Linked DNA regions of Homo sapiens: region 2 is linked to region 1. Evidence: chromatin loops called from intact Hi-C (ENCODE). Cell type or tissue: GM12878. All regions are shown on one strand. Links, peaks and the distances in the headings refer to the core of each region. The heading gives the core; the rest is flanking DNA.

Evidence for each region. Hi-C counts contacts between places; a loop is a spot of excess contacts. Peaks named below come from ENCODE experiments on the same cell type or tissue, not always from the same donor. Only the 100,000 strongest peaks of a DNase experiment are listed, where the experiment ranks them.
Region 2: a loop joins it to region 1, with 3.0 times the contacts of the local background. A loop is called at or near these places in 3 of 110 quality-filtered maps.

What each region holds. Positions count from the first base shown.
Region 1 is chr11:40,240,357-40,243,281 of GRCh38, reverse strand. It overlaps LRRC4C (leucine rich repeat containing 4C), which reads left to right. Exons shown (of 7, transcript NM_001258419.2): 5 at 1,684-1,763. Among named protein-coding and RNA genes, the nearest start is that of LRRC4C, 1.2 Mb to the left of the region's middle. In GM12878, for the core only: no CTCF peak of the experiment used is centred there; a DNase peak (open chromatin) is centred at 1,611.
Region 2 is chr11:40,181,908-40,184,832 of GRCh38, reverse strand. The region is part of intron 5 of LRRC4C (leucine rich repeat containing 4C); the gene reads left to right. Among named protein-coding and RNA genes, the nearest start is that of LRRC4C, 1.3 Mb to the left of the region's middle. In GM12878, for the core only: no CTCF peak of the experiment used is centred there; a DNase peak (open chromatin) is centred at 1,302; H3K27ac peaks cover 724 bases.

The DNA of each region.
Region 1 (2,925 bases), core at 296-2,795:
AAGAGCTCCACTGCTAAAATTGCTTGAAAATTGTTGGTATACATTAATTATAGTGTAGAAATTTACCTTTTTAAACCAATTTGAACACATAAAACTTAAAAGGGTATCTTGCTGTCATTACATTACCATACAGGAAATGGACCAGAGGTCCTGTTATTCCAGAAGCCACATTCAAATGAATTTGACATTAATTTTCTAGAAATATTGGAGACAACATTAATTAATTGCAAAGGCACATACAGTTATTTGGTTGCAGAAAGCAAGAAATGTATGTTTATTTGTCATGCATACCATGAGGAGCTTCAAAGAATATTTTTTTTCAGACTGGAATAAAAAATCTTATTTTTACTCTTCTCATTCCATATTCTCTTTTTAGTTAAGAGCATGCCGAAAACATTCTATTGAATTGCTTCTTTGATGAACACTTGGGTTGTTCAAGCTTGTCATAATAGATGACAATAATAATGATGCTACTGATAACAGAATTGTTTTTTTTTGGATGATACACTTTTTTCTAGAATTTGTATCCTCTGTGTTGACCACATTGTGTTTGCAATTATTTAGGTACAGACACTAGCTTTCTTTATATATTAAATGCTAATAGGACCCAGTGTTTCAGGTTCACTTGTGTATGTCATAAAAATGAACCGAATCCATTAACCTCTGATTTAATGATTGGCTTAATTACTAGGGACTTTGGCAGTACCCACTTTTACATACATGATATCTGGATACTGCCTTGTTATTACATTTACATCTCCTAAACCATTTAATGAAATTGGGTTTAAGTCCAGATGATCTCTCAGATTTTATAAACTTAAACCATTCCCCGACTTTCTGATTTTCTGCTAGAAAGCAGTAATAATGAAAAGGAGAAAAGGGGAAAAACATAAAACTCATTTAAAAAATAAACAAAAGCCATTTCAAAGATACTGTCCCATACAAGAATGAAGAAAGGAAGATAAGTAAATGTAGTTAAAGCATGAGCCGTGATCATCACACACTCTTCATTCAACGGCTGAATTTGCCTTTTAAAATTATGCATACCAACTCTTTGTGTATTAACATAATAAAATTGTAATGCAATAAGAAAAAAAACATTTCCAAAAACACCAGAGAAGTCCAGACGGCTGATTAAAAGATGCTAAAATGTACAGCTCGCTGGAGACTGGAGTTCCTTTTTAGGTTGATTTTGAAGGACTTGTCCAGGCAAGGAGCCTTCCAGGAGGAAATGCATCCTTGTCTGGGGTCCAGTCAAGGGCTGGACTCCCAGCTCCCCAGTGAAAAATTTCTCTAGGAGAAATTCCTGAAGCAGGGCCCAGACAGAAGGAGTCACCAGATCCTCAGAAGGGGGAGGAGATGATTTACTCTCTCTCTGGTCTGATTTTCAGTTGCAACACTTCTCAGGCAAAGAGCATGCCAACAGCCTTTCTCTTCTGCTTTGCTTGTCTGTGGTGGATACTAGCAACCTATGTGGTTCTAAAGTATCAAGCTGAGATTATAGTATCAATGAGTTGGAACATCAATAGTGCCAAGTGCCATTTAAAAATCTTTTCATCTTCTTGTGTGTTGCTTTTGGAGAGGAAATGTTTTCAGATGTGGTTTCTAGCCTTGCAGAAAAATGGCATTTTCAGGCTGTATGGGACTCTTACATCATCTAGTTTCAATCACCTCATTTTGCAGAGCAAGAAACTGAGAGTGAGAAAGAAGGGACTGGCCAGAGTTACTCAGCTAGACAGTGACAGACAACAGTGGAACTTCTGGTAAGTTGTGTGGCTTCTGGGCTTTTCCTTCCAAATATAAAAAATGGAATGAGGGATAGGCTTAGATAATCTTTTAAAGGTTTTTTTGTTCTAATACTCTACTTCTGTTATTTATTTATTTATTTATTCATTTCTCTGAGACAGGGTTTTGTTGTGTTGCCAAGGCTGAAGTGCAGTGGTGCCATTATAGCTCACTGCAGTCTCCAGCTCCTGGGTTCAAGCAGTCCTCCCATCTCAGCCTCCCGAGTAGCTAGCACCACGGGTGTGCACTACCATGCCTGGCTAACTTTTTATTTTTTCATAGAGACAGGGCTCTTGCTATGTTTTGCAGGCACTCCTGCCTCAAGCAATTAGAACTCCAGGCTTCAAGCAATTCTTCCCCCTCAGCCTCCCTAAGTACTAGAATTAAGTTACCCAGACGATTTTTAAATTTTAGACACCTGTCCATTATTTCATAACCAAAAGGCTTTTATAAAAGTAACATATTTTTATGCCTAAACAACAGCGTTGAGACATTTTGATGAAGCCTAAAGTTTTAGTTAATATTTTGCATTGTGTAGAGATATTTACTTTAGAATGTGGCCTAGAATTAGGCTAAACACTTTGAAAATGTGCTCTGGTTTTGAAAATGGTTGACAATTTCCTATATTACATTCTAAAACTATAAACATCCTAACACTATAAATGCTTTCTTAATGAAACTATAATATATATTTAATATTATTACCTATATTGTGTTACTCATTACTAAAAATGTTCAGATCACATAAATGACTAAGGCCAATTAAAAAGTCATACTGTAGAGGACAGAAATGCCCATATAGGTTTTAGTTAGTTGAAAACTCCATCACTTATAAGCATAGATTAGGTTTTTCTTTTTCATTTCTTCAGCAGGCACATTTTAGACAAACTGACAGCAAATCCATTATGTAATGGCCACTAAAAAAGCTTTCATCAAGAGTGTGCATGTTTAGTGTCTCTGTGTGGGAGAAACTGGGTTATGGTAGTTGAAAAGGCAAAAGATTCAAGAGTAAGATAGGACTGGGCTTTTAAGTTCTGGGCTTCATGGATAATGCAATCAGAATTCTCTAATCCTGAGGTTGGAGTGTTGGTTGACTATAGACGGAAGCTGTCTGCGTCTTCAAACCATTAGACATGGAGG
Region 2 (2,925 bases), core at 303-2,802, 58 kb after region 1:
AAAAGAAGGTGGACAGTCTCTTTATTCTAATTCAAGATTCTTGGGTGTGAGATTGCATTCCCTCCCTCCAGAGATGCAGTTATCTGCCATTCTCACCTCTCTTCTTTCGAGATAGTGAAGAAATGGGTGTAAGTGACGCATGTGGATTTTTTAGTGAAATTCTGACAGCAGCCGAGATTGACTTCTTTCTTAACACTGAGATTTGATTTCATAGACTTCGCCACTCGGAGTACTGTTAGAAATTCAATGACCTCCCCAAGACTGCCACAGATGCTTGTGAAGTTTTCATTTCTACAAGTCTCCTGGCTCCATATTTCTAACTTGTTGGTATTTCCTTATTCTTGCCTGGTTTCTCTGTGATTATTCCCTTGTTTTCTTCTATTATCAATCCAAATATTGACCACAAACCCTTTTTTATTCTATTTTCATCCCTCTAATCCGCTCAAAAGAGACAATTTGTGGTAAGGATTTTACTGGCCCCCTGTATTAGAAGGAGACTTATTTGAAATCTCAATATTTAATATTATTCTTCCTAAAGATCCCCTCAGTCATTTCCACTAACATGGGCTTCAGCTTCCCTCTTGATCCCATGAGCCAATTTGAATACTCTACATACACATATCAGCAATTTCTGCTGTGCCCATGTAATTCCTCTTTCAATTCAGAACACCTTTGAGTGGACAACAGTCATAAACCAGAACTGTCCCAGGGAAATTGAGATGTACCGTCACTCAAATAGCACAAACATAGCTAAGCAACCAGCTTAACATCTGATTTTTGCTGCTGCTTCTCCTTACTTTTTACTGATGTGCTCTAGCTGTGATTCAGTTTCAGTTCTATTCTTAACTCTAAGCTCTGTCTTCTGTTAATGATTTATATTATTGTCTTTTTCAGGACCCTCTGACACTCAACTCTTGACCCCTCTCAAGGACCTTGACTTGTACTGCTAATATCCTCAATTCAGCCTCCCTTTAGAGTACTAGCCAACCTCTAGCATAACCACAAGGCCTAAGATCTAGCCCCAGGCTAGGGATAGTAAGGCAGAGGGTAAGGACTGAGGAGGTATACCATGTAAAGTTGGCCTTTACTGAGATTCACGTTTTCAAAATGCAAGCACTTCAAACAGCATGTTTCTTTTTCCTCTTGTTAGCTCAACCTTTTCAATGAACAAAAAAAGCTGCACAGAGTTTCTGATTGGTTTTATAATGAGATCATTATCCTAGCTTGATCATGTTATAGAAGCCACTTTCCAGTCCATAAACTGCAATGTAGAACTGAAAGTCTTGAAAGAACACACCGGAACAGTGGTCAGCCTCCTGATGATTGATTCTAGTCTTCTCACCTCTTTGGCAGCAGGTTCTGTGAGGTGACTGTTACAGGAAGAGCATTGCAATCTGTAAGCTCAGCTATTTGGTCTGTTTCTAGAGATGTGAAAAAAGAAAACAACAACAAACGTTTGAGTTATTTTTTCCCCCAAACAGGGACTCTGTGGTAATTTCATTATTGGTAGTTGCAAAGGAAAAAGCACTCAAATGAAAGAAATTAATGTCCAATTTGCCTTTCAGTGGCCCGAAGCTTATCTGATAGCCATTGCAATCGAATGAATGGATGACTTTTAAAGAGAAAAAAAAATGCCTTGATTAAATTCATTCTTCCCTCACTACAGTATGTGCATTCTTACATTTTCCTGGATGTTACCAAATTTGCAAGGTACATTTTTTTAAAAAATCTCTTTATTTTTTGGTAATTATAAAGCTACATTCTTATAGGCAGTAGCATATGTAGTGGTTAATAGCTCAGGTAATGAAGCCAAACCAGCTGGATTCACATATCTGCTGTGCCATCTACTAGCTTAGCAAGCTTCCTAACCTCACTATGCCCCATTTTTTTAAACCATAAAATGAGAGTGATAATAGTACTTAACTCTTCCCGTTATTATGAAAACTAAATTAGTTAACACGTGTAATGATCTTAAAATAATGCATGATAAGAGTTCAGTATATGTTTGCTACAAATACAATTGGAGGAAACTGAAAATACAAAGACAGATAAAGCTGAAAAACACATAAATGAACAAATTACCTGTCAACCTAGAGCTCCATGCATTTGACATTTGGGATGTTTTCATTGTGAGAATTGTGTATTTGTAGGTTTTTGTGTGTATTCATGTGTGCATTTCTGTATCTGTATCATATTGTAAATGTGGCTGTGTATCTTTTTTCTTTAAATATTGCCGTTGAACATTTAGCATGCAATTAGAATTATTTTTATACTTTTTGGGAGCTGCATACAATTCTAAAATAAGAAGTTTTTGGAAAATTACTTATTCTGTGGCATTTAGTTCATAAAATAATTAAGTAAGGCACTAAGCCTTATGCTGAGATAATAAAGAGATGCAGAAATTTTATACAGTAACTCTTTTTTTATGTTTATGTGTACCCTGAAGAATCCAGAAGTTATACTTGTTTGTTTCCTTTGGTGCTAAGCAAGGGTGGTATGTGAGGTTTATATCTGGGAGTTTAGGCCAGGATGGTTGAGGCAGTGGGGAGGAGAGAAAGACACAGTGAGGGAAGGTGGATGTAATACACATCTCATAATAGTGTTATAAGGATAAAATTAAATAAGACTGGGCATGTAATGTGCTTAGCAGAAAGTGTTTAATAAACTTTAATTATTATTGTTGTTATTAATACTTTTTACTTATTACTTTACAAAGTATATTTTAAGTGCTTTCAAATTAATAGGCAGAAATACATTTGAACATTTGGGTTTACCTCATTCTGAATCAGTTAGCTTTCTTAATAAGAGAGAGAGGGAGAGCATCAAGGAATGAAATTTCCTGATAATTACATTTCCTCACATTAATAAATATTTGAATCACTCTCATTTTGTGTCCACCACTTGGAGATGTGAGAGGGAAGGGGA